Regions from separate parts of the Homo sapiens genome. Here all the other regions are linked to region 1. The links are chromatin loops, found by intact Hi-C in ENCODE. Cell type or tissue: endothelial cell of umbilical vein. All regions are shown on one strand. Each heading gives the region's core, and the rest is flanking DNA. Links, peaks and the distances in the headings are about the cores only. Region 1 holds the start of SH3GLB2 (SH3 domain containing GRB2 like, endophilin B2). Region 2 overlaps ZER1 (zyg-11 related cell cycle regulator). Region 3 holds the start of ENDOG (endonuclease G).

Region 1 (10,206 bases), core at 2,896-7,895:
CCCAGTGCCCGGCATGGTGGGACTGGTGAGAGGTCTGGCATGGGGTGAATAGGAGACTGGGCAGAGTGGCTAAAGGGAGTCGGGGATGTTGTTGGGGTCCAGGCGGAATGAGTGCACAGGCCAGAGTCATTAGTGGGGTTGTCTGGCACAGGGGAGGAGGCGCATGGGATGATAAGCTTAGACACCCAGGCTGAGGGTGCTGTAAGTACTGTGGTAACTTTGGAATATAAAATTAGCCGGGGGTGGTGGTACCTGCCCCCAAATACTTGGGAGGCTGAGGCAGGAGAATCGCTTGAACTCAGGAGGTGGAGGTTGCAGTGAGCCAAGATCGTCATGCCATTGCACACCAGCCTGGACAACAAGAGTGAAACTCCGTCTCAAAAAAAAAAAAAAGGGTGGGGGGGGGGCCAAGGGCCAGGCACGGTGGCTCATGCCTGTAATCCCAGCACTTTAGGAGGCTAAGGCGGGCGGATCACCTGAGGTTGGGAGTCGGAGACCAGCCTGACCAACATGGAGAAACCCTGTCTCTACTAAAAATACAAAAAATTAGCTGGGCATGGCGGCAGGTGCCTGTAATCCCAGCTACGCAGAAGGCTGAGGCAGGAGAATCGCTTGAACCCGGGAGGCGGAGGTTGCAGTGAGCCGAGATCGTGCCACTGCACTCCAGCCTGGTGACAGAGTGAGACTTCATCTCAAAAAAATAAATATAATAAAATAAAATAACTGTCCTCTAACTGGCAAAAGGTGTTTTGTTTTGTTTTTCTCTAGCAGCCAAATAAGCACTGGCTTCCAATGAAGGATGTATTAAATAAATAAATAAATAAATAAATAAATAAATACAAACAAGCATTGGCCTCAAGATAAGCAACACTCAAACAACTGCAGCTCCTTCAGCTCCCGGACGCTGACTAACTGAACTCCTGTTCTACTAGCCTAACTATAGCTTTCATTGGACAAAAGACTAATTTCAGTTACTCTTCTGATAAGACCAACAGCTGGGTGCGGTAGCTAATGGTTATAACCCCAACACTTTGGGAGTCTGAGGCAGGAAGATCACTGGAATCCAGGAGTTGGAGATCAGGCTGGTCAATACACAGCAAAACGCCGTCTCTATAACTTGCGGTCCCAGTTCCTTGGGAGGCTGAGGCGGGATGATCAATCGCTTGAGCCCAGGAGGTTGAGGCTGCAGTGAGCCGTGATTGTAACACTGCACTCCAGCTGGGTGGCAGAGCGAGACCCTGTCTTAAAAAAAAAAAAAAAAAAAAAGAATTAGACCACTGGCCATGGACCAGTTCTGGCCATTTTGCAGAGATTGGCCGTTGTGTGCCTTCATGTCCCTAAACAATCCTCTTGACATATAGGGCCTAATTGTAATACATCTAAATATTAATTCACCACAAAGTGAACATGGGACCACCTTGATGAATATTCATAGCACCTCCTGCAACCTGTTGAATATGTATGTTTAGTCAACCTATTCAGCATAAAGCTCCTACCACAAGTTCTCCTCCTTCCTGGAGGCGATGCAGGATTTTTCTTGACTTCTTTGTTGGACTTGCGATGGGGGTGCCCTGTCTAGGCCAGCCCGCCATGCTCAACCCTTGTGGGAGGGAGCATGTGGGCGAGCAAGTGCAGGATCCCGCTGGCTGCTCTGGGCGTGGGCAGAAGGAGGCTCCATGCAGGCCCCATGGCGGTGCCCAGGTCGGGGTGCCTGCAAACCCTGAAGCCCCAGAGGACATGTTACAGTGCTCTCTTAGCTCTGCTGTCCATGGACAGCAGTGTGTTATCAGCTCGGTAGGCTCCTTGCTTTGCCACGTGGGGTGGCTGCTCTCTGCCAGTGAGGGCAGAGGGCCAGTATGACGACCTTTTTCGGGTACCCGCACTTGGTGGGTCCTGAGCTCTCGTCTAGTGTCCAAGAAGAATGAGGTCACCTGGACACTTGAAGGATAGCAAAGGAGGAGAATTTTATTTTATTTTATTTTATTTTTATTTATTTATTTATTTTGAGACAGAGTCTTGCTCTGTCGCCCAGGCTGGAGTGCAGTGGCCTGATCTTGGCTCACTGCAACCTCTGCCTCCCAGGTTCAAGTGATTCTCCTGCCTCAGCTTCCCAAGTAGCTGGGAATACAGGCACCCACCACAACCACGCCCAGCTAATTTTTTGTATCTTTAGTTGAGACGGGGTTTCATTGTGTTAGCCAGGATGGTCTCCATCTCCTGACCTCATGATCTGCCCGCCTCGGCCTCCCAAAGTGCTGGGATTACAGGTGTGAGCCACCGCGCCAGGCGAGAATTTTATTAAGCAGTAGAAATGACTCTCAGCAGAGAGGTGAACTGGAGAGGAGATGGGACGGGCAGGTAATCTTCCCCTGAAGCCTGGCCTCTCTGGATGGCTCTTCCCTGTAGTCAAGCCATCTCCCTGAAGTTAAGCCATTTCTCCTCTGAAGTCTAGCTTCTTCACTCTGAAGTAAAGTCGCCTCTCTCTAGTCAAGCCACTTCTCTCTCCCTACCAACTGAGTCTGGGGTCTGGGGGGGGTGGGTCTTTATAGGTACAGGATGGGAGGTGGGGTGGGCTGTAGGTAGTTTTGGAAAAGGCAACATCTGATTGGTAAAAAGGCACGATTCAGAAAGAACCAATCAGGAGAGAGCAGGCAAACGGATGGATAGAAATTCTCACTTTGGGCCACAGGATTCAGGCTTTTCAGCTGGAAGGTAGGGTTTTGCCAGGGACCCGCCCCTGTCTGCCTAGTATTTCTCTGCCTCCTGCCTCTGTCACAGGCATGCTTCCCAATTTGTGGGATGGTCACCTTGCAGTCTGTACCCTTTTATAAGAAATAAAATCTTCTTTCCTTCTTTAAATGTATACATCTTGATTTTTTTTTTTTTGAGATCGAGTTTCACTTTTTTTTTTCCTTTTTTTTGAGGAGGAGTCTCGCTCTGTAGCCTAGGCTGGAGTGCAGTGGCATGATCTCGGCTCACTGCAACCTCTGCCTTCTGGATTCAAGCTATTCTCCTGCCTCAGCCTCCCTTGTAGCTGGGACTACAGATGCACACCACCTCGCCTGGCTAATTTTTGGATTTTCAGTAGAGAAGGAGTTTCACCATCTTGGCCAGGCTGGTCTTGAACTCCTGACCTCGTGATCCACCCGCTTTGGCCTCCCAAAGTGCTGGGATTACACGTGTGGGCCACCATGCCTGGCCGGAGTTTCGTTCCTGTTGCCCAGGCTGGAGTGCAATGGCGTGACCTCGTCTCACTGCAACCTCTGCCTCCTCGGTCCAAGCTATTCTCCTGCCTCATCCTCCCTAGTAGCTGGAACTACAGGCCTACACCACCACGCCCAGCTAATTTTTGGTATTTTTAGTAGAGATGGGGTTTCACCATGTTGTCCAGGCTGGTCTCGAACTCCTGACCTCAGGTGATCCGCCTGCCTCGGCCTCCCAGAGTGCTGGGATTACAGGCGTTTGCCACCGCACCTGGCCTACATCTTGATTTCTTTTTTTTTTTTTTTTTTTTTTTTTTGAGATGGAGTTTCTCTCTTGTTGCCCAGGCTGGAGTGCAATGGCGCTATCTCAGCTGACCGCAACCTCTGCCTCCCGGGTTCAAGCGATTCTCCTGCCTCAGCCTCCCAAGTAGCTGGGATTATAGGCATGCGCCAGCACGCCTGGCTAATTTTGTATTTTTAGTAGAGACAGAGTTTCTCTATCTTGGTCAGCTGGTCTTGAACTCCTGATCTCAGGTGATTCGCCCGCCTTGGCCTCCTGGGATTACATGTATGAGCCACCATGCCTGACTAGATTTTTTTAAAGTTAACACTGGCTAAATGAATGATATAGTCAGCTATAAACAGATGATAGTAAATAAGTCCATGATCAATACAGACAAATAGAAACAAACACATAGTGAACACAAAAACAGAAACACAGAGAATCAGAGTTGAGGGATTGCAGATGTGTGAATGACATGAAAGTTGATGAAGGCAACATGTACATACTGGCCCAAGTACATGACAGGATGGCCCAGGTAGGTGGAGTTTTGAAAGCTCCCAGGTGATTTAATGTTAGAGCCATTGACTTGTTGACCCAGAACCAGGGCTGGGAGAGGGAACAGGGTCTGGATTTTGAACAAGCCCCCAGGTGACTTGAGGCTCACCCTGCAGAGCCATGCTGGGATAGGTGACAGAAACTGGGGTAAGTATAGAAAGATGAACAAAGCCAGATAGAAGAGGGTACAGCTTGGGAACAGAGCTCTCCACTGGGTTCAAAGGTGAAACCTAGGCCGGGCGTGGTGGCTCACACCTGTAATCCCAGCACTTTGGGAGGCGGAGGCAGGTGGATCACGAGGTCAGGAGTTCAAGACCAGCCTGACCAACATGGTGAAACCCCGTCTCTACTAAAAATACAAAAATCAGCCGGGCGTGGTGGCACATGCCTGTAATCCCAGCTACTGTGGAGGGTGAGGCAGGAGAATCGCTTAGACCCCGGGAGGCGGTGGCTGCAGTGAGCTGAGATGGTGCCACTGCATTCCAGCCTGGGTGAAAGAGCGAGACTCCATCTCAAAAAGAAAAAAAAAAAAAAAGAGGAAACCTAGAGGTAGACAGCAAGGAGAGGTGAAGACCAGTACAAAGCCTCTATCTGAGCCCCAAGGGAAGGCATTTGGGGTCAGGAGCACCTGTAGGTCATCTCCTTGCCTGGGGCTGTGAGGAGCTGGTTTCAAGGTTATCACACATCTGTGCTCCCAGGGCAGCTCATTCTCTCCACCCTGACAGTCACCCAACCTTTGATCTCCTCCTCTCACCACACAGGGGGCTCCAGGCCCCAGCTCCAGAACCCCCTCCCTTCCCGTGACCGCCACCCCAACCCTCCTCCAATTTGGGGAAGCCACAGGGCCTCCCAGGCTGACAAACAGCTGTTCCAGCGGTGGAGGGCAAGTCCCAAGCCTGACTCCGGCTCAGTCACCAAGGTCAGGGCAGAAGAGAGGAGGAGAGGTCAGAGAGGAGGAGTAACGGGAGGAAACCCAAGGGAAACAGAGTGGAAGAAATGGGAATGGGAGGGAGGGGGTGTGAATAAAGAGCGGAGATGAAGAGGCACAAACAGGGGAGAGGCAGCAGGCCTGGGTGGTGGGAGGAGAAAGCAAGAGAGGCCCATTTTAGAGATCTGTTGCACATATTGGTGACTACTCAGTCACTTAGTGACTTTGGGAGACTGAGGCAGGCAGATTGCCTGAGATCAGGAGTTCAAGACCACCCTGGGCAACATGGCAAAACCTTGTCTCTCCTAAAGTACAAAAAATTAGCGGGGCATGTTGGTGGGCGCCTGTAGTCCCAGCTACTCGGGAGGCTGAATGAAGCAGGAGAATCGCTTGAGCCCGGCAGGTGGAGGCTGCAGTGAGCCGAGATCGCGCCACTGCACTCCAGCCTGGGCGACAGAGCAAGACTCTGTCTACAAAAAAAAAAAAAAAGTATTGCATATTTCAAAATTGCTAAAAGAGTACATTTGAAATGTTCTAACCACAAAAAAAGTAGGTGAGGTGATGGATATGTCAATTAACTTGATTTCATCATTCCACAATTTCATCACCTTGTAGGCCGTAAATATATATTTATCAATTAAAACTTTTGAAAAGCATTGGTAAGATGGCAAATAATATGTAATTATGGCGTGTACCTGCAATCATCTAAGAGCACATGTGTTCCAGTTTTAATAATTTTAGTAAAAGGAAAAAAAGAGGCCGGCCCAATCCGCGGCGGCAGGCGCATGGGGGCAGCAGCGAGCACTGCCCAGCAGCGAGCCCTGCCCAGCACAACCTGCTCCCCAGACCAACCCCCGCTCTGGCCGCGCCAAGGCCTCGCCCCCACCCATGTAGCTCCGCCCCACTGCCCTCTCGCTCCGCCCCTGTCCCGCCAGTCCCGCCCCCTCCGACTCCGCCCGGCTTCCGCCAACCAGCCCGGCCCCCGCCCCTCTAGCTCCGCCCCACTGCCGTCCCGTCCCGCCCCGGCACCGCCAGCTCCGCCCCCGCCCCTCTGGCTCCGACCCGCGGCCTCCGCGCCCCGCCCTGCGCGCTCGGGCTGGCTCGGCGGCTGCGGCGGGCGGGCAGGCGGGCAGGCCGGCAGGCGGGTGCGCGGAGGGCTGGTGCCCCGCAGCAGGTGGGCGGGGTGCGGTTGGCGGCGGCGGCTGGGCCGGGGGCTGCCGGCTGCGCTCGGGCCGTGCGCGGCGGCCGTGCGGGCACGCCATGGACTTCAACATGAAGAAGCTGGCGTCGGACGCGGGCATCTTCTTCACCCGGGCGGTGCAGGTGAGGCCTGGCGTCGCGCCGTGCGCCGGGGGCCCGGATGTGCGGCGGGCGGGGAGCACCCTGCGGCAGACGCCTGGGGACGCGGGAAAGCCCTCCCGGGCTGCTGCCCTCGTCCCCGCCGCGGCACACCTCTGCCCCCCTGAGCCCTTGCTGACCGGAAGAGGGAAAGAGCCCGTGCGGCCCGAGCCGGGCCTTGGCCCTGCTGCCTGGGGCGAGGCACCGGTGCCCACCCTTTGGGCTGGTTGGGTTACCCTGCTCCCCTGGCGCCTGCCTGGCTGAGGAGGGGAGGAGGCACCGGCTGGGTGCTACCTCCCTGCCCTTGTCCAGCAGTGACTGGCGCCTGGCGGGGCATTTAGCGACCTGGGTCCCAGGCCCAGGGACTCATGCGTCCACCACAACCCCTTCTCCGAGCCTCAGTCTCCGCACCTGTGCAATGGGCGGCTGGTGCCATGAGTCCCTCATGGCCATTTCACACGTTTGGATAGTCAGGCCGGAAGCCAGGAGTTGTTTCTTTTCTGCTCCACGGGAGGTCTGTTTCCTTGGTCCCTGGGCCTGGGGGATGGAGAGAGGGCTGGGGTCTGGCTGGGAAGCTGTCCAGGCCCACGATGCTGAGATTGGAAGAAGTCCTATCCGTTTAGGGGCAGAGAGTAACAGGCAACTCAACATCATGGGAAGACCTAGGGTCAGGTGTGGGTGGGAATGTGCCCTCCTGTGACCTTGGGGGAGGGGCCTTCATCTCACTGGGCCTCAGTTTCTCAGTCTGAAAAATGGGATCAGTATTCCTGCCTCCCAGGACAGATGCGAGGATTCTGTGGGACTCTGCATATGTGTGCTCACCAAAGGCAAGCTCATTATTGGTGTCAAAGTGGTTAATATTGCACCTGTGCAGCATGTGACCTTGGACAAGTCACTTCTCTCAGAGCCCCGCCCTCCCCTTCTGTAAATCTGGTGTAACACCGTGGTTATGGGATTCAGTGGGATTCCGCAGGCCCGGGGCTGGCCCATCCCAGGGTTCTGGGAGCAGGTCCTGTAGTCTTGTCTTTGTCGTTGTCGTTGTCATCGTTGTTGTTTCTGTTGAGTACAGTTCTCTCCCCACCCCCAACCCGGGCACTCCCCTCCCCAGGAGCCCACACCCAGCCAGCAACCCATGTAGTCATGTTTACTAGAAGGTGCTGTGTCCCGCTGAGGATTAGCATCCCAGCGAGAATTCACTGCTTAATGTGTTCCAAGTCTGGTGGGCAGCCCCAGCCCTAGTGGAGATGCCAGGATCCCAGAGCCCCTCGGATTGGACGGCCCCAGTCCATCTGGGAGGGGGGAACCCACTCTGCTGTTGGTATGGCAACCACACTATCTCCCACATCTGGGAAGAACCTGATCTGCCAGTTCCCTGCTAGGGCTGGGGCCCTGCTGCCTGACCTGGCCAGGGCTCTCAGGACCTAGGCAGGGCAGGGCCTAGGTGTGGCTCCGCTTGGTGGGAGCTGCCCCACAGGGTCACTGTTACTGGAGTGGGAGCCAGCAGTCAGGCCCCAGCCTCGGGGTGGGAGGGAGGGAGCTGAGAGCTTTATAAATAGAGGCTTTCTCTGCTCTGCACGCCCACCCCACTGCTGCCATTTTCCCGGGAGCAGCCTCGGACTCCAGCACCAAACCCCTTCCTCTTGGCAGGATTGGGGCAGAGTGGCAGGCCAGGGGATAGAGAGGCCTGAAATGTGACCTGGCAGGAGAGGCCACAGAGGGGCTCCGCCTGAGACCAAGCTGGCCTGGATGGGAGACAGTCAGGAGGGATGGGAGAGGGGTTCTTTATGATCAATACATGTGATGGGCTCAGGAACCTCCCAGTCCCTGCAGGTACAAGAAACAACTTTAAGAGCCTCCCCGATCCAGCAAGGAACAAGGCCTTGGCCCTGAGATGAGGATCCAGAGGGCAGGATCCCTTTTGTATGGGTCATTCTGGGATGGTCTCCTGCATGGAGGGCCCCTGAACTGTGCTCAGAAAGTAGGGAGGGGCTCATGATGTTGGTCCAAGTGGCAGGAGCAGCCCAGATAAGGGCACCGAGGCAAGAAAACCTAAGGCAGATTTGGACAAGATGCCAGTGGGGGTGGGAGAGGGCAGGAGGAGTGATAGTACTAATACTATTAGTAGTAATTGCAGTAACAGTAATAGTAGTGGTAGAAGTAATACTTATAAAGTCCAGAGAGGTGGTGGCATCGTCATCATGGAGCTAGGCAGACTGCAGTGGACATGGGATGGATGCCGTCTAGTTTGGGAAAGCCTGGTAGAACTTCTCACCTGGGCAGATGTGGCCTGTAAGGGAGGGCGGGGTGGGGAGTGCTGCTCTGAACCTTGGTAAGGAGGGGAGGTGTTGAGGTGCACATTTAGGGTGATGCCCTTGGTACCATCAGGGTAGCTCCTGAGAGCTGAGGAGGGATGTGAGGGAGGCCTGCCTGCCTGCCTGCCTGCCTGCCTGCCTTCCTTCCTTCCTCCCTTAGTCCCTCTCTCCTTTCTTCTTTCCTTCCTTTTTTTTTTTTGAGACAGAGTCTCATCCTGTCGCCGAGGCTGGAGTGCAGTGGCACAATCTCGGCTCACTGCAACCTCCACCTTTCAGGTTCAAGTGATTCTTCTGCCTCAGCCTCCCGAGTAACTGGGATTATAGGCACCTGCCACCACTCCTGGCTAATTTTTTTTTTGTACTTAGTAGAGACAGGGTTTCACCACGTTGGCCAGGCTGGTCTCAAACTCCTGGGCTCAAGTGATCCTCCTGCCTCGGCCTCCCAAAGTGCTGATATTACAGGTATGAGCCACCATGCCTGGCCTTTTTTTTTTTTTTTTTGAGACGGAGTCACTCTGTCACGCAGGCTGGCGCAGTCTCAGCTCACTGCAGCCTCCGCCTCCCCGGTTCAAGCAATTCTCCTGCCTCAGCCTCCCGAGTAGGTGGGATTACAGGCGCCCACCACCACGTCATGCTAATTCTTGTATTTTTAGTAGAGATGGGGTTTTACTATGTTAGCCAGGCTGGTCTCGAACTCCTGACCTCACGTGATTCACCTGCCTTGGCCTCCCAAAGTGCTGGGATTACAGGCGTGAGCCACCATGCCTGGCTTCCTTGCTGTCTTTTTTTTTTTTTGAGATGGAGTCTCGCTCTGTCACCCAGGCTGGAGTGCAGTGGCGTGATCTCGGCTCACTGCAAGCTCCACCTCCCAGGTTGATGCCATTCTCCTGGCTCAGCCTCCCGAGTAGCTGGGATTACAGGCGCCTGCCACCACGCTTGGCTAATTTTTTGTATTTTTAGTAGAGATGGGGTTTCACCGTGTTAGCCAGGATGGTCTTGATCTCCTGACCTCGTGATCCGCCCACCTCGGCCTCCCAAAGTCTTTCTTTTTTTAAGGCAGGTTCTTGGTCTGTCACCCAGGCTGGAGTGCAGTGACATGATATTGGCTCATTGCAACCTCCGCCTCCTGGGCTCCCACCTCAGCCCCTTGAGTAGCTGGGACTACAGGTGGGTGCCACCACGCCCAGCTAATTTTTTTTTTTTTTTTTGAGACTGAGTCGCACTCTGTGGCCCAGGCTGGAGTGCAGTGGGGCGATGCTCATTGCAAGCTCCGCCTCCCAGGTTCATGCCATTCTCCTGCCTCAGCCTCCCGAGTTACTGGGTCTACACGTGCCCGCCACCACACCCGGCTAATTTTTTGTATTTTTAGTAGAGAAGGGGTTTCACCTTGCTAGCCAGGATGGTCTCGATCTCCTGACCTCGTGATCCGCCTGCCTTGGCCTCCCAAAGTGCTGGGATTATAGGCATAAGCCACCGTGCCGGGCTTTTTTTTTTTTTTTTTTTTTTTTGTAGAGAGGAGGTCTCACGGTTGCCCAGGCTGGTCTTGAACTCCTGGGCTCAATCCATCTGCCCACATCGGCCTTCCAA
Region 2 (10,151 bases), core at 5,152-10,151, 300 kb after region 1:
AGCTGGACAGCGGGTCTGTTCATCCTTAAACACATGCTCTGTTTTCCTGCTTTAATTTCTAGGAGGGTCCCTTAAACTAGTATTTTGAGCTTTGGTGAACAGAACCACGTCTGTCCCATAGGTCAGATCTCTAATCAACCTTTGTCTTTGTGGCAAGCAATCCCACCCCTTTAATTCCTTAGTGTGTGTACCCAGCACTGACCTAGGAGCATTGGAGGGTAGGAGGGCAGCATATATGCCCCCTCTTTGTCTAGTTGGCATGGCCAGATGCCCATGAAGCTTTTTGGTTAACAATACCAGATACTAAGTCATTAAGTACTAATTGATGCGGCCCATTGGCTCTCCTTTTCCCAGGAATTCCCAGAGAAGCAGGAACTGCATAGGAATATGCTAGGACTTTTGGGGAATGTGGCAGAAGTGAAGGAGCTGAGGCCTCAACTAATGACTTCCCAGTTCATCAGCGTCTTCAGGTTGGTATTTTTAATCCTTTCCCTTTTTGCCTTAGCTGCCACAATGCTCAGAGCTCTAGCGTTTGCTCAGTTGCACAACTGCTCTTAGCCTAGGTTTGCTATAAATGTCATTTTCCCTCGATAATGTGGTTTCTTATTCATTCAATCCTTCGTAAGTGGTCCTTTTGTAATTATATCTTTTTTTTTTTTTTTGAGATGGAGTCTTGCTCTGTCACCCAGGCTGAAGTGCAGTGGCACAATCTAGGCTCACTGCAAGCTCTGCCTCCCGGGTTCACGCCATTCTCCTGCCTCAGCCTCCCGAGTAGCTGAGACTACAGGCGCCTGCCACCACGCCCAGCTAATTTTTTTGTATTTTTAGTAGAGATGGGGTTTCACCATGTTAGCCAGGATGGTCTCGATCTCCGGACCTCGTGATCCACCTGCCTTGACCTCCCAAAGTGCTGGGATTACAGGCGTGAGCCACTGCGCCCAGCCTGTAATTATATCTTAAATGACCTCAAATCCCTTTAGAAGTAGTCTGGGTATATAGACGATATGGGATAAAGAAATAAGTAGCACCTCTTGCTTCTGGTTTTAAGTTGGGGTCCTGCCGCTGGTATCTGAAGAGAAACTGGGGGAGTGGGACTCCATTTTTCTGTCTTTCTCCTGGCAGCAACCTGTTGGAGAGCAAGGCCGATGGGATCGAGGTTTCCTACAATGCCTGCGGCGTCCTCTCCCACATCATGTTTGATGGACCCGAGGCCTGGGGCGTCTGTGAGCCCCAGCGTGAGGAGGTGGAGGAACGCATGTGGGCTGCCATCCAGAGCTGGGACATAAACTCTCGGAGAAACATCAATTACAGGTGTGGGCAGGGCAGGGAGCGGGGATGCGGTGTGGAATATGGGGTAAGTGCTGGGCAGGATGCTCATACCATTAAGGTCTGCTCAGAGCTCCCACCTTCCTTCTGGTCTTCTGTAGGGTTCTGCTTTCACTCATTGATACGTAGCCGCACACAGCACAGAGCATACATAAGGGCACGATCTCATCCGTGCAGCCTGGAGCATTTGTCATACATGCCAACATCTGCATGTACCCAAAGCCTGCTCTTTGCAAACCACTAATACCTACTGATTTGTGGGGAGGGGTGGGGAGAAAATAGACACACAACAGAAAACCATACAGGTGGGCCGGGCACAGTAGCTCTTGCCCATAATCCCAGCACTTTGGGAAGCTGAGACAGGAGGATCACTTGAGCCCAAGATTTCCTTTCTTTTCTTTTTTTTTTTTTTTTGAGACAGAGTCTTGCTCTGTCGCCCAGGCTGGAGTGCAGTGGTGCAATCTCAGCTGACTGCAAGCTCTGCCTCCTGGGTTCACGCCATTTTCCTGCCTCAGCCTCAGAGTAGCTGGGATTACAGGCACCCGCCACCACGCCCGGTTAATTTTTTTGTATTTTTAGTAGAGACGAGTTTTCACCGTGTTAGCCAGGATAGTTTCGATCTCCTGACCTCGTGATCCGCCCACGTCGGCCTCCCAAAGTGCTGGGATTACAGGCATGAGCCACTGCGTCCAGCTGAGCCCAAGATTTCAAGACCAGCTTGGGCAACATAGTGAGACTTCCTCTTTACGAAAAATTTTAAAAATCAGGCCAGGTGCAGTGGTTCACGCCTGTAATCATAGCACTTTAGGAGGCTGAGGCGGGCAGATCACGAGGTCAGGAGTTCAAGACCAGCCTGCCCAACATGGTGAAACCCCGTCCCTACTAAAAATACAAAAATTAACCTGGCGTGGTGGCACATACCTGTAATCCCAGCTACTCAGGAGGCTGAGGCAGGAGAATCGCTTGAACCCAGGAGGCAGAGGTTGCAGTGAACCGAGATGGCGCCACTGCATTCCAGCCTGGGCAACAGACCAAGACTCCATCTCAAAAAAAAAAAAAAAAAAAAATGAGCTGGGTGTGATGGTGCACACCTGTAGTCCCACCTACTGGGGAGGCTGAGGCAGGAGGGTCACTTGAGCCCAGGAGGTCGAGGCTGTAGTGAGCCAACATCATGCTACTGCACTCCAGCCTAGGGGACAGAATGAGACCATTTCTTTAAAAAAAAGAAGAAGGTCAGGCGCGGTGGCTCACACCCGTAATCCCAGCACTTTGGGAGGCAGAGGCGGGCGGATCATGAGGTCAGGAAATCGAGACCATCTTGGCTAACGCAGTGAAACCCCACCTCTACTAAAAATACAAAAAATTAGCCGGGCGTGGTGGCATGCGCCTGTAGTCCCAGCTACTCGGGAGGCTGAGGCAGGAGAATGGTGTGAACCTGGGAGGCGGAGCTTGCAGTTAGCCGAGATCGCGCCACTGCACTCCAGCCTGGGCGACAGAGCGAGACTCCGTCTCAAAAATAAATAAATAAAAATAAAAATAAAAATAAATTAAAAAAACAAGAAAACAAAACAGGGCCGGGCACAGTGGCTCACACCTGTAATCCCAGCACTTTGGGAGGCAGAGGCGGGCAGATCATGAGGTCAGGAAATCGAGACCATCTTGGCTAACGCAGTGAAACCCCACCTCTACTAAAAATACAAAAAATTAGCCGGGCGTGGTGGCATGCGCCTGTAGTCCCAGCTACTCGGGAGGCTGAGGCAGGAGAATGGCGTGAACCTGGGAGGCGGAGCTTGCAGTTAGCCAAGATCGCGCCACTGCACTCCAGCCTGGGCGACAGAGCGAGACTCCGTCTCAAAAATAAATAAATAAAAATAAAAATAAAAATGAATAAAAAAAACAAGAAAACAAAACAGGGCCGGGCACAGTGGCTCACACCTGTAATCCCAGCACTTTGGGAGGCTGAGGCAGGCGGATCACCTGAGGTCAGGAGTTCGAAACCAGCCTGGCCAACACAGTGAAACCCCATCTCTGCTAAAAATACAAAAATTAGCCAGGCATGGTGGTGGGCACCTGTAATCCCAGCTACTTGGGAGGCTGAGGCAGGAGAATCACTTGAACCTGGAAGGCAGAGGTTGCAGTGAGCCAAGAACTCGCCACTGCACTCCAGCCTGGGCAACAGAGTGATACTCCATCTCAAAAAAAAAAGAAGAAGAAGAAAACAAGAATCGTTCATAATCTCACTCCCTGAAAGAGAACTCCTGTTGACATTTTGGTGTGTCTCCTTCCAGCAGTGTTTCTATGCACAGATTTCATTACTTTAAGTCAAGCTGGCATCAATTCCTACTGTTTTGTGACTGACTGGCCAATCACCAGGCATGGATCTCCCTCGTCATTTTAGGACGGAGTCACTTTCTTTGTGCCATCCTGTACAGATGGACATTTCAGTTGAAAACCCATACTGGGAGGAACAGGCTGACATTGGTAGCGTTGCCAGTGTGCCAAGTACTATAGTTCTTGGGGAGAAAGGAAGCGGAATCGCTGGCCCAGGAGTTTTGCACACACGTGTTTCAGGCTTTTGGACCATGACTCCAGGCTGGCCCACAGAAGGCCCTCGTCAGAAGAGCAGTCACAGGCCGGATGCGGTGGCTCACACCTAGAATCCCAGCCACTTTGGGAGGCCAAGGCAGGAAGATCACTTGAGCTCAGGAGTTTGAAACCAGCCTGGGCAATATAGTGAGCCCTCACCTCTACAAAAAAAAAAATTTTTTTTTTGAGACGGAGTCTCGCACTGTCACCCAGGCTGGAGTGCAATGGTGTGATCTTGGCTCACTGCAACCCCCGTCTCCCAGGTTCAAGCGATTCTCCTGTCTCAGCCTCCCGAGTAGCTGGGATTACAGGTGCACGTTACCATGCTCAACTAATTTTTTGTACTTTAGTGGAGACGGGGTTTCACTGTGTTGCCCAGGTTGGTCTCAAACTCCTGAGCTCAGGCAATCCACCCCCCTCAGCCTCCCAAAGTGCTAGGATTACAGGTGTGAGCCATTGCACCTGGCCAAAAAAAATTTTTTTTTAATTAGCCAGGCATGGTGGCTCACACCTATAGTCCCAGCTCCTCAGGAGGCTGAGGTGGGAGGAACACTTGCATGGCCTGGAAGGTCAAGGCTGCAGTGAGCTGTGATCATGCCACTGCACTCCAGCCTGGGCAGCAGAGCGAGACCCTTTCTCCAAAAAAAAAAAAAAAAAGGCCAGGCATGGTGGCTCACGCCTGTAATCCTAGCACTTTGGGAGGCCAAGGCGGGTGGTCAGGAGTTCAAGACCAGCCTGGCCAACAGCAAAATGATGCTCTAACCAAAAATTAGCTGGGCATGGTGGCATGCACCTGTAGTCCCAGCTACTCGGGAGGCTGAGGCAGGAGAATCATGTGAACCCAGGAGGCAGAGGTTGCAGTGAGCCGAGATTGCACCACTGAACTCCAGCCTGGGCGACAGAGTGAGACTCCGTCTCAAAAAAAAAAAAAACAAAGAAAAAAGGGCTGGACATGGTGGTTCACGCCTATAATCCCAGCACTTTGGGAGGCCAAGGCAGGTGGATCACTTGAGGTCAGGAGTTCGAAACCAACCTGGCCAACATAGTGAAACCCTGTCTCTACCAAAAATACAAAATTTAGGCCGGGCGCGGTGGCTCACGCCTATAATCCCAGCACTCTGGGAGGCTGAGGTGGGTGGATCACGAGGTCAGGAGATCGAGACCATCCTGGCTAACACGGTGAAACCCCGTCTCTACTAAAAAATACAAAAAAATTAGCCGGGTTTGGTGGTAGGCGCCTGTAGTCCCAGCTACTCGGGAGGCTGAGGCAGGAGAATGGCGTGAACCAGGGAGGCGGAGCTTGCAGTGAGCCGAGATCATGCCACTGCACTCCAGCCTGAGCGACAGAGCAAGACTCTGTCTCAAAAGAAAAAAAAATGCAAAAATTAGCTGGGTGTGGTGGCACACCCCTGTAGTCTCAGTTACTCAGGAGGCTGAGGCAGGAGAATCGCTTGAACCCAGGAGGCAGAGGTTGCAGTGAGTGGAGATTGCACCAGTGCACCCCAGCCTGGGCAACAGAGCGAAACTCCGTCTCACAAAAAAAAAAAAAAAAAAAAAAAAAAAAAAAACCAGGTCACACGTGCTTCTGTTCCCAGGGTGCCTCTCCCCTCTTCCCCACAGGCTGGGTCTCTGCTCCTTGCTGAGGTCTCCAGCTTTCTGCTCCTCCTAATCTGGGTCCCTTGTGCCTCCCTCATGTGCTTGTGCCTTTATCCTCTCCAAGGGAACCTTGTTGTGCAGCCTGCCAGTGGGATGCAGGGCCAGCTGTCCCTTCTCCCTGGCATCCTGCCAGCCTATCATGGTTGGTCACTAGGATTCTCCAGTGGGAGGAAACCTCAGACAAGAAAAGACACACTCCCCACCCTCAGCATCCACAGTGACCTTGATTTCTTTTCCTGCAGGTCATTTGAACCAATTCTCCGCCTCCTTCCCCAGGGAATCTCTCCTGTCAGCCAGCACTGGGCAACCTGGGCCCTGTATAACCTCGTGTCTGTCTACCGTGAGTGCCAACTTGTCCTGGGTTCAGACACTCATCCAGCTGAAAGCAGATGTGCCCTCAGGGAGTTTGTAGTCCAGGAGGGGGGCATTAATTGCTGCTGTCAGCTTTTGTGCCTCAGAGCAGAACCCTCCACTTTCCAGCGTTTGTGGGACACCCAGCTTAAGGGCTCACTCCTGCCTCATCACCAGAAGCAGGCCTGGCAGGCGAAATACCTGTGCAGAGTTCCTAGACAGCTTTCTTAATGCTTCCCGCTTCCATGTGCAGGAACAGTCCAAAATCTCCATGCCTGCTGGGCTCAGTGGTGCACACCAGCTATTCAGGAGGCCGAGACAGGAGAATTGCCTGAGGTCTGGAGTTTCCAGCTGCAATGACCTATGATCATGCCTGTGAATAGCCATTGCACTCCGGCCTGAGCAACATAGTGAGACCCCCATCTCCAGAAGTAAAATAAAAGTCTCCATGCTGTCTGCATGAAAAAAAAAAAAAACACATACCATCAGCTGGTTCCAACCTGGCAGGTCACCAGAATCACCTGGTAAAAATACAGATAAATCTTAGTCCTTGGATTTGTTGAAAAAGAATATCCAGAGACAGGGCTTAGAAATCTATATTTTTACAGAAATTCCTCAAAGGATCACCATCTTTAGGAGCCACTGGTTTCACTGGTTTGGGTGACATCTTCCATAGAATGAGCGCTGGAGGCCAGGCATAGTGGCTCACACCTGTAATCCCAGCACTTAGGGAGGCTGAGGTGGGAGGATTGTTTGAGCCCAAGAGGTTGAGACCAGCACAGGCAACACAGCGCAACCCTGTCTCTACTTAAAAAAAAAAAAATTAGTCCGGGTGCAGTGGCTCATGCCTGTAATCCTAGCACATTGGGAGGCTGAGACGGGCAGATCATTTGAGGCCAAGAGTTTGAGACCACCCTGGCCAACATAGTGAAACCCCGTCTCTACTAAAAATACAAAAATTAGCTGGGCTTGATGGCACGTGCCTGTAGTCCCAGCTACTAGGGAGGCTGAGACAAAATAATCGTTTGAACCCAGGAGGCAGAGGTTGCAGTGAGCTCAGATCGTGCCACTGCACTCCAGCCTGGGTGACAGAGTGAGACTCTGTCTCAAAAAAAAAATTATATCTATTATATATATATATATATTTTTTTTAAGATTTTATATATATATATATATATTTTTTTTTTTTTTTTTTGAGACGGAGTTTTGCTCTGTCGCCCAGGCTGGAGTGCAGTGGCGCGATCTCGACTCACTGCAAGCTCCGCCTCCCGGGTTCACGCCATTCTCCTGCCTCAGCCTCCCGTGTAGCTGGGACTACAGGCGCCCGCCACCATGCCTGGCTAATTTTTGTATTTTTAGTAGAGACGGGGTTTCACCGTGTTAGCCAGGATGGTCTCGATCTCCTGACCTCGTGATCCGCCCGTCTCGGCCTCCCAAAGTGCTGGGATTACAGGCGTGAGCCACCGTGCCCGGCCATATATATATATATTTTAAGATTATATATTTTATATATATATATATATAATTTTTTTTTAAAAAAAAGAATGAGCTCTGGAAATAAATGCAGCAACTTCAAACCAAGGAGTCACCTCTTGCCTCCCCTACATGGACGCAGAACTCCCACCCATGGGGCTGGGCCCACGTCTTGCCCCCATTTCTAGCACTGCCCCCACCAAGGGCTGTGCCTTCACACCCCCGACACCAGGATAGTCCTCACAGACAGGGTGGGTTTCTGGGCCTCGGGCTGATAAGAAGACCCATCCTGATCCTCTGCTGTCTGCTCCTATCCCACAGCGGACAAGTACTGCCCTCTGCTGATCAAAGAAGGGGGGATGCCCCTTCTGAGGGACATAATTAAGATGGCGACCGCACGGCAGGAGACCAAGGAAATGGCCCGGTAAGAGACCAGCAGTGTGTTTCTGCCTGGAACCTTGGTTTAGGGGAGTAAGGGCATAGCGGGCGCCCTCTGGAGGTTAGGAATGGCTGAAATTCCCAGGGACAGCTTAGAGTTGAGTATGGAGGTTGACAGTGTATTGATGTCCACCTGGGGCCTCTCCAAATGTCATCTCGACCACATTGTGGCTGGAAATTAGATGACCAAGCTCGGAACGGAGCATCAGGGCCCTCGTTTGTAAGCTTAGTTTTCTTTTATTCCCAACAAATTCCATCCTTTTATCACTGGGTATTAGCAAGTCAGGTCAGAACTATTCATTATTTTTGGCCAAAGACATTCCCACTAAAGAAGGGACACAGTGTGGTAAAATACATTCTAGAGATAAGATGAGGCAGAGTGCGAGTGAGTTTGCTGAATGTGAAGATCACAAACATGGTGGAGTCTCGGCCTTCCGTGGCTCTGTGGCTTTCACTGCAGCATCTAAAATGTCACCGCCTCCAGTTCTCGAGTTGATCAGGACACGAGAGACTCTCAGGGATGCGACGTGTCGAAATCGTCGAACGACCTTGTTTTCTCCAGGATTCATTCTAGAAGGGAGAACAGTCAAGCTGACCCGAGCACACTTTTTCATGGCTCTGTATAGAGCAAAAGTTCACATGGAGGAGGGGCCTGAAACTCAGAGGCTCCTCAGCCAGCCACTTCCTGGGCCAGGGGAGGGAAGTGTCAGCTGGTTCTGCTATTATATCTGGCCAAAGGCGCTACTGGCCAGGCGAAGTGGCTCACACCTGTAATCCTAGCACTTTGGGAGGCTGAGGTGGGTGCATCACTTGAGGTCAGGAGTTCGAGACCTGGCTAACATGGTAAAACCCCGTCTCTACTAAAAATACAAAAATTAGCTCGGCGTGGTGGTACGTGCCTGTAATCCCAGCCACTTGGGAGGCTGAGGCAGGAGAATCACTTGAATCCAGGAGGCAGAGGTTGCAGTGAGCCGAGATGGTGCCACTGCACTCCAGCCTGGTCAACAGAGCGAGACTCTGTCTCAAAAAAATAAAATTTAAAAATAAATGGACGGGGCCCACCCCTAGGTTTTCTTTTCCAGTACATCCGGGAGGTGGGAGGTGGCCCTGGAATTTTCATGGTTAACAAGGATTCCCGGGAAATTTGAGAAGCACTGGGTAAGACTGACCAGTTACCTACCACAGTCACTTTGAACATTTCTCCAAGGCCTGTGATGGGAATCTGAGGCACTGGCCTGTCTGACAGCAAGGAGTAAATGACCCTGGACAATGCTTAGGAGAAGGCCCTCGGCCTGTCCACTGACCTCTCTCCCACTCTGGGTATTTGTTTCCTAAAAGGTATTGGGGCATCCCTTTAACACACAGAGGCTGCAGTGAAGCCCCCAAACCACAGGCTTGGTGTTGAATGGGCAAGCTGTCCGGGGTCCAAGGTGACAACCAACAGTGATGGGTGGCAGGGGTCAGGCTGGGGCGGGCGAGACTCGAAATCTGAGCTGGAGTGCTGAGCCCTGGCTGCCACAGGGTAGTGGGGGCCCTTGTGCGAGCACAGCTGCCCCTGCCCGACCCTGGACCTGCCACTGGATCCGGGCCTCTAGGGGAATCTGATGTGCAGTCAGTTTGGGGACCACTGGTGGACTTCTGGAAAGAGAAGGGTCTAGTGTGCAGGGAAAATGAAGAAGAGGTCGCTAAAGAAACTTCCAAAGGGTTTTGGAGGTCGGGCCTGAGCTGATTTGGGGACCCCCTATCCACAGATGCCCTGGGACTGGGGGTGGGAGAAGAGGGGCATGGAAAGGAAGGAAGCGGAGGATGGCTGGTGATGGCATTCACGGCCACAGGTGCCATTCCCTGAGTCCCCTGCACATGCCAGCCACTCTGCCAGCCCCTCTGTCCACATCATTCGGTCAGCATCACCATCACTATGAACACGTGTTTACCCAGCTGCCTAATGATCTCGGAGGGGCTGGGCTCACCCCCACCCAAGCCCACCCTCCAATCCTGTCTCCCCCATTGTCTCCAGCAAGGTGATTGAGCACTGCAGTAACTTTAAAGAGGAGAACATGGACACGTCTAGATAGAGGCCTCCGTCCCCATGGCCGCCACCGCTCTGGACCACAGGCGGGGAGGAAGCATGCTCAAGCAGCCCAGCGGGCGGGCCCCTTCCGAGGGAGCCTCCCACGGAGTGAAGAGACATGGGGGACTTTTGCACAACCGACGCTTTTCCTTAATGTTAGTGAGATATATATATATTATATATATATATTTTTTTTTTGGTTAGGAAGTGTGAAGTTTTGTGTGTATGATTTCTGTGCAAAAACAAAAGC
Region 3 (5,000 bases), core at 1-5,000, 210 kb after region 1:
TTGTTCCAGGCATTCTGGTTGAGGTGGGGCACCTGGTAGGAGAGATAGGGCTTAGCAGGACTGTGGCTGGGACCCTTCCTCCTCTATCAGAGGGCCGCCCCAGGTCCTGAGGGGATGGACAGGCTCAGAGATATCCAGTGAGACAAGCGGGGGGAAACTGAGGCTCAAGGAATGAAAGTCACTCCCTGAAACCCAGGGCTGATAGAGTGCTAGCCACCACCCTCTGTCCCTCCCACAGCCCAGGTGTCAAAGTCTTTTCTCAGCTCCCAAGAGTCGAATGAAGGAAGAGCCTGTCTCCACCTTTCAGAGAGGACTGAGGCCTGTCCCCAGCCCCACCCAGGGTCTCCTGGGAAGACCAGCCCTTCCAACTACCAACCCGTTCCTTTTCCCAGTCTGAGCCACAGGAAGAGCCTAGCGGGGAATGCCATGAATCGACCTCCATCCTGAGCTCTCCAGGCCTGGGACAATGGAAAGTGGATAGGGGGCTGTCTTCCCAGAAGGAAGCTGGGTCAGAGGTTGGTGCCCCATGGGCTCCACCCAGAGCCCCATGGCAGTCTCCATCCATTGGTGCCAGGACCTGCTGGGAACAGGCTGAGAGGGTGGTTGGCCCAGTGCACAGTGCCTGGCACTAACAACCTGATCGTGGGCCAGGTGTCTGCCTCGAAACTGCCTGAAGGCAGGCAGGGTAGGACAATGTCTGGAGGCTCACGGTTTTATAGACTAGGGGTCCCCAACCCCTGGGCTACAGACCGGTACCAGAACCGGGCCACACAGCAGGAGGTGAGCAGCAGGCGAGCAAGGGAAGCTTCATCTGTATTTACAGCCACCCCCCCATTGATCCCACAGCAGCCTGAGCTCCGCCTCCTGTCAGATCAGTGGCGGCTGGAGATTGTCATAGGAGCTGGAACCCTATGGTGAACTGCGCATGTGAGGAGGTTGCGCGCTTCTTTTGAAAACCTAATGCCTGATCTGTCGTTGTTGCCCATCACCTCCAGATAGGACTGTCTAGTTGCAGGAAAACAAGCTCAGGGCTCCCACGGATCCTACATTACTGTGAGTTGTATATTTCACTATATGTTACAATGTAATAATAATAGAAATAAAATGTACATAAATGTAACGCACTTGAATTATCCTGAAACCCGCCCTCACCCACCAAGCCGTGGAAAAACTGTCTTCCACGAAACCGCACCCTGGTGCCCAATAGGTTGGGCGCTGCGGTTCTACAACAGACAGCCTTCTTCTGCTGTGTGACACTGTGCCCGTCACTTTGCCTCTGTGAGCCTCAGCGCCTCATCACTACCGCAGGAGGAAGGTGAATAACGGTATTATCCCCATTTTTTTGACGAGGAAAGCGACGCTCAGGGAGGTGCCCAGGGTTCGCAGTTGAAGCTCAAGCCCTGGTCGGCCTGCAGACCCTGTGCCTGGAGCCCAGTGCTCCTCCCTCCCGCCACGGGATGTCACTGCGATGCCTGACCGGGGGCGCGTTGGGCAGCTGCCCCGTTCTGCAGAAGAACAAACCGAGGCCCCGCGAGGCCAGGCGCCGGCCCCGCATTCCGCGACCGGCCCGGGGCGCGGGCGCTACCTGGGGCGCGACGTTGCTCAGGTAGAACGTGTCGTCCATGGCCTTCTGGCTCCAGCGGTGGTTGGCGGCGGCGGCCAGGTGACCGCGGTCGAAGCCACTGCCGCGGTAGTCGGCGTTGGTGGCACGGTGGTACGCGTGCACCGAGTCGTCCTCGCGGAAGTCGCACTCGCGCCGGTCGCCGTCGCCGCGGAGACGCTCGGGTCGCAGCTGCTCCACCACCCAGAGCGCGCCGCGGGTGCGCGGGTCGTAGCACAGCACGTACGACTCGCGGCTCTTGAGCTGCGCCAGCCCCGGCAGCCCGTACTTGGCCAGCTCGCCCGGGCCGCGGGGTCCCCCGGGCACAGGGGGCAACTCGGCTGCCGCCGCCACGGGCAGCACGGGCAGCCGGCCCAGCAGTCCCGGCGCCGCCCGCGCGTCCTCCCGCCGCCGCCGCCAGCCCTCGACGACCGCACCCAGCCCCGCGCCCGACGCCAGGGTCAGGCCGGCCCGCAGCGCCCGCATGGCCGGGGAGCGACCTAGCGGCGGGCGACCCGCGAGGCTCTTAAAGGAGCCGCGTCGCGGGATCCAACGAGGGCACAGGGCTGCTGGGGCCGCGGACGATAGCGTGACCTCCCTTCCACTCACAAACACTGCCAAGGGCTTGGGCCTCGGAACCCAGAAGGGAGCAGCAGAGCCCAACCGGGTGTCCCCGGCGTCCTTTCTTTGCGCATTTAAGACGCCGGTATGAGGGGCGTGGCATCGTCGCCTCAGCTCGCGATTGGCCACCATCAGGCCTGGCTCCGCACCCGCCTCGCAGGCCCCCTGCTGGTCGTGGGGTGGGAGACACTCTCTCCTCTGCGCCTGCGCAGGGAGCTCCTGCTTAATACGCTCCGCGGAAGGGTCAAGCACTGTCGAAAGCTTTTACTGTCACTGCTTAGTCTCACCCTCTACACCGCTCGGAGAGTGAGCTCCTAGTTCGCAGAGCAGGCACAGGGCCCCAGGTATATCTGGCCCTAGGCTATCCTCCATGACACCATAAAATAAGCCCCGCAATTCTACCAGATTGGCAAAGGTTTCTTTTTTTTTTTTTTTTTTTTTGAGACGGAGTTTCGCTCTGGTCGCCCAGACTCGAGTGCAATGGCGTGATCTCGGCTCACTGCAACCTCCGCCTCACAGGTTCAAGCGATTCTCCTGCTTCAGCCTCCCAAGTAGCTGGGATTACAGGCATGCGCCACCACGCCCGGCTAATTTTGTATCTTTAGTAGAGACAGGGTTTCTCCATGTTGGTCAGGCTGGTCTCAAACTCCCGACCTCAGGCGATCCGCCGGCCTCGGCCTCCCAAAGTGTTGGCATTACAGGCGTGAGCCACCGCGCCCGGCCCAGATTGGCAAAGATTTTAATTAACAGCAGTTTGAGGACAAGGATGCAGACGGCTGATGCTGGCTGCTGGCTGGAACAGAAACCTGGGGCGAATATTCCAAAAAACAGCTTGACAGTACAGTACAAGCGAAGCCTTAAAAAGGTTCATACCGTTCAACCCACGCAGAGGGCTGAGCTGGGGAAATCTCGGGAATGCAAGGATCTCGAACGCAAATATTCACCAGAGTATTACACTGCCGGCAGGAATAAGCAAAATATTCAGAAATATGGACTGGTTAAGGACTTTTATTTTTTGAGACGGAGTCTCACTCTATTGCCCAGGCTGGAGTGCAATGGCGTGATCTCCGCGCAGTGGAACCTCTGCCTCCCAGGTTCAAGTGATTCTCCTGCCTCAGCCTCTGAAGTAGCTGGGATTACAGGCGCGCACCACCAGGCCCAGCTAATTTTTTTTTTTTTTTGAGACGGAGTCTCGCTCTGTCGCCCAGGCTCACTGCAACCTCCGCCTCCTTGGTTCAAGCGATTCTCGTGCCTCGGCCTCCTGAGTAGCTGGGACTACAGGCGCGCGCCACCACGCCCAGCTAATTTTTGTACTTTTAGTAAAGAATGGGTTTCACCATGTTGGCCAGGCTGGTCTCGAACTAACTCCTGACCTTGTGATCCACCCACCTTGGCCTCCCAAAGTGCTGGGGTTATAGACATGGGCCACCCAACCCAGCCACTCTTAGCATTTTTTTTTCCTTTAAGGAAAATAAGGTCTTGTGCTGTCACCCACACGGAGTGCAGTGGCAAGATCACAGTTCACTGCAGCCTTGACCTCCTGGGCTCAAGCCATCCTCCTGCCTCACCCTCCCGAGTAGCTAGGACCACAGACACATATCATGATGCCTGGCTAACTTTTAAATTTTTTATAGAGATGGGGCCTCGCTATGTTGTCCAGGCTGGTCTTGAACTCCTGGCCTCCAGTGATCCTCCTGCCTTGGCCTCCCAAAGTTACAGGCATGAGCCACTAAGCCCTCCTGAGGTCAGTAGTTTGAGACCAGCCTGGCCAACATGGCGAAACCCTGTCTCTACTAAAAATACAAAAATTAGCTGGGCATAGTGGACCGTGCCTGTAATCCCACCTACTGGGGGACTGAGGCAAGAGGATTGCTTGAACCTGGAGGGCGGAGGTTGCAGTGAGCCGAGATCATGCCACTGCACTCCAGCCTGGGCAACAGAGTGAGACTCTGCTTCAAAAAAAAATATGGGACAGGGTCTTGCTTTGTTGCCCAGGCTGTTCTTGACCTCCTGGGATCAAGTGATCTGTGGGCCTCAGCCTCCTGAGTAAATGGGACTACAGGCTATGGTGTATCACCATACCCAGCTACTTTCAGCAATTTTGAAATATACATTAACTATAGTGACCATGCTGTAGTTTGTGTTTTTTTTTTTTGGAGACAGAGTTTTGCTCTTGTTGCCCAGGCTGGGGTGCAATGGCGTGATCTCGGCTCACCACAACCTCTGCCTCCCAGGTTCAAGTGATTCTCCTGCCTCAGCCTCCCGAGTAGCTGGGATTACAGGCATGTGTCACCATCCCCAGCTAATTTTTTGTATTTTTAGTAGAGACAGGGTTTCTCCATGCTGGTCAGGCTGGTCTCGAACTCCCGACCTCAGATGATCCACCCACCTCAGTCTCCCAAAGTGCTGGGATTACAGGTGTGAGCCATCGCACCTGGCCATACCATGCTATAGTTCTAAAAAAAAAACATTCCTGGGCCGGGTATGGTGGCTTAGGCCTGTAATCATAGCCCTTTTGGAGGCCAAGGTGGGAGGATTGCTTGAACCAAGGAGTTCAAGACCAGCCTGGGCAACATAGTAAGACCCCCGTCTCAAATTAAAAAAAAAAAAATCCTCCTGTCTAGCTGAAACTGTACCCTTTGACCAACATTTCCCCATTCCCCACCGCCCCAACTCCCACCAATCCCCAGACTCTGGTACCATCATTCTACTCTCCACCTCTATGAGTTGTTTTACATTCCGAATATAAGTGAAACCATGTCGTGTTTGTCTTTCTGTG

What was found. Peaks named below come from ENCODE experiments on the same cell type or tissue, not always from the same donor. Only the 100,000 strongest peaks of a DNase experiment are listed, where the experiment ranks them.
Region 2: a loop joins it to region 1, with 2.8 times the contacts of the local background. A loop is called at or near these places in 2 of 110 quality-filtered maps.
Region 3: a loop joins it to region 1, with 9 times the contacts of the local background. A loop is called at or near these places in 4 of 110 quality-filtered maps.

Annotation. Positions count from the first base shown.
Region 1 is chr9:129,024,178-129,034,383 of GRCh38, reverse strand. It overlaps SH3GLB2 (SH3 domain containing GRB2 like, endophilin B2), which reads left to right and starts at 6,053. Exons shown (of 11, transcript NM_020145.4): 1 at 6,053-6,292. The coding sequence starts at 6,230. RefSeq lists enhancers at 4,337-5,076, 5,077-5,816, 6,501-7,064, 7,065-7,628, 7,629-8,192 and silencers at 5,691-6,120, 6,161-6,670, 7,553-7,784. In endothelial cell of umbilical vein, for the core only: a CTCF peak has its summit at 5,740; a DNase peak (open chromatin) is centred at 5,863; H3K4me3 peaks cover 1,022 bases.
Region 2 is chr9:128,731,091-128,741,241 of GRCh38, reverse strand. It overlaps ZER1 (zyg-11 related cell cycle regulator), which reads left to right. Exons shown (of 16, transcript NM_006336.4): 12 at 355-470; 13 at 1,123-1,311; 14 at 5,811-5,908; 15 at 7,714-7,816; 16 at 9,848-10,151. The coding sequence ends at 9,905. It overlaps ZDHHC12-DT (ZDHHC12 divergent transcript), which reads right to left. Exons shown (of 2, transcript NR_046240.1): 2 at 7,999-8,400. Among named protein-coding and RNA genes, the nearest start is that of ZDHHC12-DT, 12 kb to the right of the region's middle. RefSeq lists enhancers at 8,048-8,548, 8,549-9,049. In endothelial cell of umbilical vein, for the core only: CTCF peaks have their summits at 7,653 and 7,855 (motif pointing left); a DNase peak (open chromatin) is centred at 7,811.
Region 3 is chr9:128,815,771-128,820,770 of GRCh38, reverse strand. ENDOG (endonuclease G) reads right to left here and starts at 2,271. Exons shown (of 3, transcript NM_004435.2): 1 at 1,586-2,271; 2 at 1-32. The coding sequence starts at 2,086. It overlaps KYAT1-SPOUT1 (KYAT1-SPOUT1 readthrough), which reads left to right. Exons shown (of 25, transcript NR_182311.1): 25 at 1-1,120. SPOUT1 (SPOUT domain containing methyltransferase 1) reads left to right here. Exons shown (of 12, transcript NM_016390.4): 12 at 1-1,120. RefSeq lists enhancers at 1,268-1,357, 1,308-1,873 and a silencer at 1,978-2,037. In endothelial cell of umbilical vein, for the core only: a CTCF peak has its summit at 2,375 (motif pointing left); a DNase peak (open chromatin) is centred at 2,380; H3K4me3 peaks cover 1,340 bases.